Regions from separate parts of the Homo sapiens genome. Here region 2 is linked to region 1. Evidence: chromatin loops called from intact Hi-C (ENCODE). Cell type or tissue: heart left ventricle. All regions are shown on one strand. Links, peaks and the distances in the headings refer to the core of each region. The heading gives the core; the rest is flanking DNA.

Evidence for each region. Peaks named below come from ENCODE experiments on the same cell type or tissue, not always from the same donor. Only the 100,000 strongest peaks of a DNase experiment are listed, where the experiment ranks them.
Region 2: it touches region 1 in a loop (5-fold over the local background); 4 of 110 quality-filtered maps call a loop at or near these places.

Annotation. Positions count from the first base shown.
Region 1 is chr13:46,892,443-46,895,361 of GRCh38, reverse strand. HTR2A (5-hydroxytryptamine receptor 2A) reads left to right here. Exons shown (of 4, transcript NM_000621.5): 3 at 2,772-2,919. Among named protein-coding and RNA genes, the nearest start is that of HTR2A, 3.2 kb to the left of the region's middle. RefSeq lists a silencer at 999-1,208. In heart left ventricle, for the core only: CTCF peaks have their summits at 916 and 1,118 (motif pointing left); a DNase peak (open chromatin) is centred at 1,131; H3K4me3 peaks cover 1,903 bases; H3K27ac peaks cover 428 bases; H3K27me3 peaks cover 672 bases.
Region 2 is chr13:46,801,257-46,804,175 of GRCh38, reverse strand. No RefSeq gene overlaps it. Among named protein-coding and RNA genes, the nearest start is that of ESD, 5.6 kb to the right of the region's middle. In heart left ventricle, for the core only: no CTCF peak of the experiment used is centred there; no DNase peak of the experiment used is centred there.

The DNA of each region.
Region 1 (2,919 bases), core at 145-2,644:
TATGTTACTTATATTTTACTCTTAAAATGGGATTTCACATAAAAATCAGACAGTCTATGACCTGTGATCACTGGAGAGTTTTGTGCTTCAAAACGCGTACATCCTGTGTAAAAATGATCATTGGAGAGTTTTGTGCTTCAAAACATGTACATTTAATGTAGAAATTTTTATAAATTACCCCATACAGTCATAAACCAATAACTTACCCATCATTCTGAATCTACTTGATTTTTGCTTCTTTATATTCCCAACCAATATTCCAGCCTTCAGGACAGAACAGTTTTAATCTTTGTCACACAGTTTTCAGCACTTTTAATGGAGTGATAAAGCCTTCCCAATTACTTTGGAACATTTGCAGAGAGAACATTAGTGGTGCAATAGGTTTTATGTTAAAATATGCAGAACCTCAATTAGAATAAATGAATTACTCCAGTTTTAATTGTTCCCTGCCCAGAGAAGCTAATTTGGAAATGTGCCTTTGAATTATATCCTCAACTCTTTGAAAATGCATATGCATAAACTCCTCCAGTCTGGTTTGGAGGAGGGTGGGAAACAAATGGGAAGGGATTAATCTTGCTTTCTTCTCAACAGAGTTTGAAACAGTCAGACCTCTCAGCAAGGGACCAGAATGTGATATTCTTTCCAAATTATGAGTAATACAGCCAGATACCTCCTTAAAGGAGAGACTATTGTGACTGCTGACACAGGCACAAGCAGCAGTCACTCAGAGCTTAGAGACAGGTTATGATAGCTATCTTTAAAGGGAAATTTTCTGGTCAAGTCTTAGGGGCTAAGATTAAAAAACATCAACCCAGCCCTAGAGAATGTGAAGGAGGAAGGCGGTACGCAAGGGCGAGCAGGCGCCAGTTTGCACAAAGCTAGTAACACTCATTCCAAGTCCAGCCTTCACTTGACCATTTAAATGCCACACCGGAATGATTTCATTTAATTTGCCTGCCCTTTCCCCGGCATCCCGGGGAAGATTCTCGCTTCCCAAACCCCCTCCCCTAGGGGGCAAACTCCAGTGGGGGTAGGAGGAGTGACAGAGCGGGACCCAAAACAGAGGCTGGAGGGTGGGGTGACCCCCGGCGTCACCCGCTTGGGGAGCAAGGGCGCCCCCTGGCGGCCGCCGCTCTGAGAGCAGCCCGTTCCCTCCGGAGCCCCGCCCCTCCCTAGGCTGCTCCTCCAGCCTCCCCCAGCCCACGGGGCGTGGGGCATGGGGCTTCTCCCACAAGGAAATGCCCCCTCCTTATCCCGCATCAGAAACACGGACTGAGGCCTGGGCCGCCTCCTGGCAGAGAAACCCCTCCGAGGGCCGACATCTGTTCCGAACAGACAGAGCGTGGCTTCCCCCATAAGGCGCTGCAAAGGAAAAGGCTTTCCTTTCGGCTCAAGCTCTTTGCAAATAATACATGTGAATGGCTGTAAATTAGGCTTGTACCTACGCCCTTTACTTGTCTAAATATCCCTTGTGGCATTTTGGTAGAGAGTGTACGTTTGCGTTGGAGTTTGTTCGGCTTTGTGGGTCTGTAATAAGAAAAGTGGACTTTAAAATTTTCCTTCTTACATGCAGGCAGATCTAACTCCGCTGCTTATACTGTGATCAAAACTAATTAAGGTTTACATAACTGCTTAATCCCCCTCCAAAACACAAAACCAGGACACTTTGTTTATGTCCATAAAGCACACTCTAACCTTCCTCATATAGCAGGTGACCTGCAGTATCTCTTACATTGGAATTGTCTGGGGAGCTTGGAAAAAGCTTTGCAAACGCTTTGACATTTGATGTCCACCTCAGCCCACCCTCCAAACATGATTTAATTGGGCTGGGTTTGGCATGGGCATCAGGACCTTCTCTAAAGCTCTCCAGCTGATACTGATGTGCAGCCAGGGGTGAGAGCCACTACCCTAAAGCAGCTATTCACAAAGCGTGGTCCCTGGACCAGCAGCATCAGCATCACCCGGGAGCTTGCTAATTCAGATGCAAATTCTACAGCCTGCTCCCTACTAACTGCATCAGAACCTCTGGACGGAGGTCCAGCAGTGTGTGTTTTAAGAGGTGTGGCAGAGTCTGATGCTCACTAAAGTTTGAGAAATGCCTCCCTAAAACAAAGCTCAGAGCAAGGACACCTTTCTTTATTTTTCTTCACCCTTGTCTTCAGCTCTCCCTACACATACCCCAAATTTGAGTTTGGCACCCAAAGCATTATTAGATCATTATTTTTCATTTTTACAAACAGACATATTCACAATCTGAATTTTTAGTCATTTAGTCATTTGCACTAATGCAATTTATTGCCATCACTGTATGGGACTGGATGGTTATAATAATGACTAAGAGGTGAGACTAACCTTAGGGAAATACAATCCAGAGAAATATGTGACTAAATCCTGACAGTACAGTGTGAGAGGTGCTCCAGAAGAGGAGCCAAAACACAAATTTTGACATAAGCCATTAACAAAAGAAATGTTTTGCCAGGCGTAAGGGGGAAGAAAGAGAACCCCCAAATAGAGACCATCCAAGCTTACCGTGCCACACTCACATAACTCCAGACACTAGAAATTTTCAAACCCTGCATTCATCAGCCAGTGCTAGCTTATCATAGTTAAGTACAGTTGCCAGTGGGCTTTTTTCAAATACTAAAAATATATTGTGTTGCCCTTTGCCACCACCTGTGCCTGTCCCAGAGCTGGAAATTGTCATAGGATAGGGATACATGTGCTCCAGGAGGCACAGGGTTGCTCACTGACACCAACCTTCTGCCTCATAGGGTACCGGTGGCCTCTGCCGAGCAAGCTTTGTGCAGTCTGGATTTACCTGGACGTGCTCTTCTCCACGGCCTCCATCATGCACCTCTGCGCCATCTCGCTGGACCGCTACGTCGCCATCCAGAATCCCATCCACCACAGCCGCTTCAA
Region 2 (2,919 bases), core at 146-2,645, 91 kb after region 1:
GTTTGTGTCAAGGATGACTTCCATCTACTCCTTCCTTCTCAGCACATAGATGTCATTGCTTCCTTCCGATGGACTCTGGGCTGGCCTTAGTGATTTGCTTGGGCAATAGAATATGGCAGAAATGACATTCTGGGATTTCCAAGACTATGTGTGGTGTTATGATATTTCTTGGTTATTGTCCACAGTTCCTGGCTAACCCCTGCAGCCCTTGTTACAGTCTTGTGTTAGAATATCAGGTGTGTTAGGACTCAGGGGCAGGCCACCTGCCCTCCTTTCATTCTAATGTTTCCCCCATTGGTCTGACTGTTGGTCTTAAGACGCTCCCATGAAAGAGTCCCATGCTTTCCCTGGGGGAAGAAATGCTGAAGTCATGAAGTGTCCATAAAAGCCCAGGAGGATAGGGTTTCGTGGGCTTGCGGATAGCTGAACACGTGGAAGTTCCTAGAGGATGGCTCACCCAGGGAGAGCATGGAAGCTCCTAACCCCTTCCCCCATACCTCACCCTATGTGTCTCTTCATTTGTATCCTTTGCAATGTCTTTCATTAAAAAACGGTAAACATTAGTAAGTGTTTTCCTGAGTTCTGGGAGCCACTCCAGCAAATTAATTGAACCCAAAGAGGAGGTCATGGGGATCCCAACTTGAAGCAGGTAGGTCAAAAGTTCTGGAGGCCTAGACTTGCGACGGTGGGTTCTGACACTATCTCCAGGTAGATAGTGTTAGAACCAAATTAGAGGATACCCAGCTGGTGTCTGCTGCTTGGTGTGTGGGGAACAAAACCCACACATTTGGTCACAGAAGACTTCTGTGTTGACAACTGCTGTGGTGTGAGAGTAGAGGAAAAACAGAGAGAGTTTTCCCTACCCACTATGTCATAAGAAGTGTTGCAGCTTCTGCCGGGGCTTCTTGCAATGCTTGATAGGGGGCAGCCAGACCTAATGTAGGAAGTCCAACTACCCTGAGACTACCATGCTGTGAGGAAATCCAAGCTAGCCAGGTGGAGAGAAGGTGCTCCAGCAGCCTCCAGTTGTTCCCGCCATTCCAGCCCAGGCACCAGATAGGAAACTGAAGAAGCTATCAGCAATTCAACCTCCAACCATCTGACTTCAACTAGATGAAGAACCACAAATGAGATGCACCAGCTAAGCCTGTCAGCCCCTGGACCCATGAGAGATAATAATCAATTGCCACTTTAAGCCACTAAGTTCTGGTGTGGCTAGTTACAAAGCAGTAGGTAACTAGAACATCACTTCCCTCCAAAAAAATCGTTTTATGATTTAATATTTAAAGCAGTATTTAATCTGTAAATTAAAAGGGCAAATTGCTTTATTTCAAAACTGTAAAACAACTTTATTTTGGGTTATGAAATAAATTAGTATGCAAACCTAAGGAAAATGTTTCTATGAATAGACTGAGTACATGTGTCTGTGAGAAAATCAATTAAACTGAGAAATGTAAAAACAAATTTGCAATTAGGGGAAAAAGTACAAGAGAATAATGTTAGCAATTTAAACAAGGATGTTTGCGTCCAGCTTTGTTGAATAACTCAAAAGGGATATTTTTAAATGTTGATTTCATAATCTGTCAAAAATGTTAACCATCTAACAAATGGATAGCATCACTGTTATATGCTAAGCTTTTGTTTCCTTTATGTTCTTTTATGGAAAGAAAATAAAAATTTACTTCTGCATTCTATAAACAATAAAAAAACGTATTTCAATCCTGAAAACATGATAATTACTAAACCTTTGTCTTAGTCATACTGGGCTGCTATACCAAAATACCTTAGACTAGATAATTTATAAACAACAGAAATTTACTGCTCACAGTTCTGGATGTTAGAAAGTCTCAGATCAAGACATCAGCAGATTCAGTGTCGGTTAAGGGCTTCTGTTATAAGAGTGCTTATCCCATTCATGAGGGATCCACTATCATCACTTCATCACTTCTAAAAGGCCCCACCTCTTAACACCAACACATTAGAGATTAAATTTCCACATATGAATTTTGGAGAGACACAAATACCCAGACCATAGTAACCTTTCATGAATTCTAAAGCCACTTGTGTGCCTACGATTTGCAAGTATTAGAGCTAGGATATGACTCAGCTCCTGCCTTTCAGAAACTTACTTATATTCAAAATTGCAATGCAATGTTAGGTGCCACAATAGAGGTGTGGCTGTACAAGGGCTAAAGGTGCACTGAAGAGTGCTTAGCTTTATCTAAGCAGTTCAAAAAGTTTCCTTGGGGAATGTGCATTTGAGCTGGGAACTGAAAAACATGTAAGTTTGTAAGGTAAATTGTGCATGGTGAGAAGTGTGTTGTGGGATAGGCAAAAGGAACAGCATGTGCAAAATCATGATGGTATAAGAGCATGGGGTGTTTAGATTATAATTAGGAGGGAAGTAGCTTGATACAGCTTCAGCATAGGATGGAATTATGAGGGAGCTGTAGCTCATGAACCTGGAGGGATAACTTGGTAATAATGTCATCTTCATTCATAGTGCCTGGCACATAGCAAGTGTTTCTTAACAGTAATATTTTGAGCATGTGTGTGTACAGATGCAGCCATGGGCTGCATTACAATGTTTTGGTCAATAACTTATTATATACACTACAGTGGTCCCATAAGATTGTAATACTGCATGTTTACTCTACCTTTTCTGTATTTAGCTGTGTTTAGATACACAAACACCATTGTGTAACAGTTGCCAAGAGTATTTAGTACAGTAACATGCTGTACAGGTTTATAGCCTAGGAGCAACAGACTATACCATGTAGCCTAGGTGGGTAGAAGGCTATACCATCTAGGTTTGTGTAAGTATACCCTGTGATATTCCCATAGTGACAGAATCAGCTATCAATGCATTTCTCAGAACACATCCCTGTCATAAAGCAACTCATGACTGTAGATAGATAG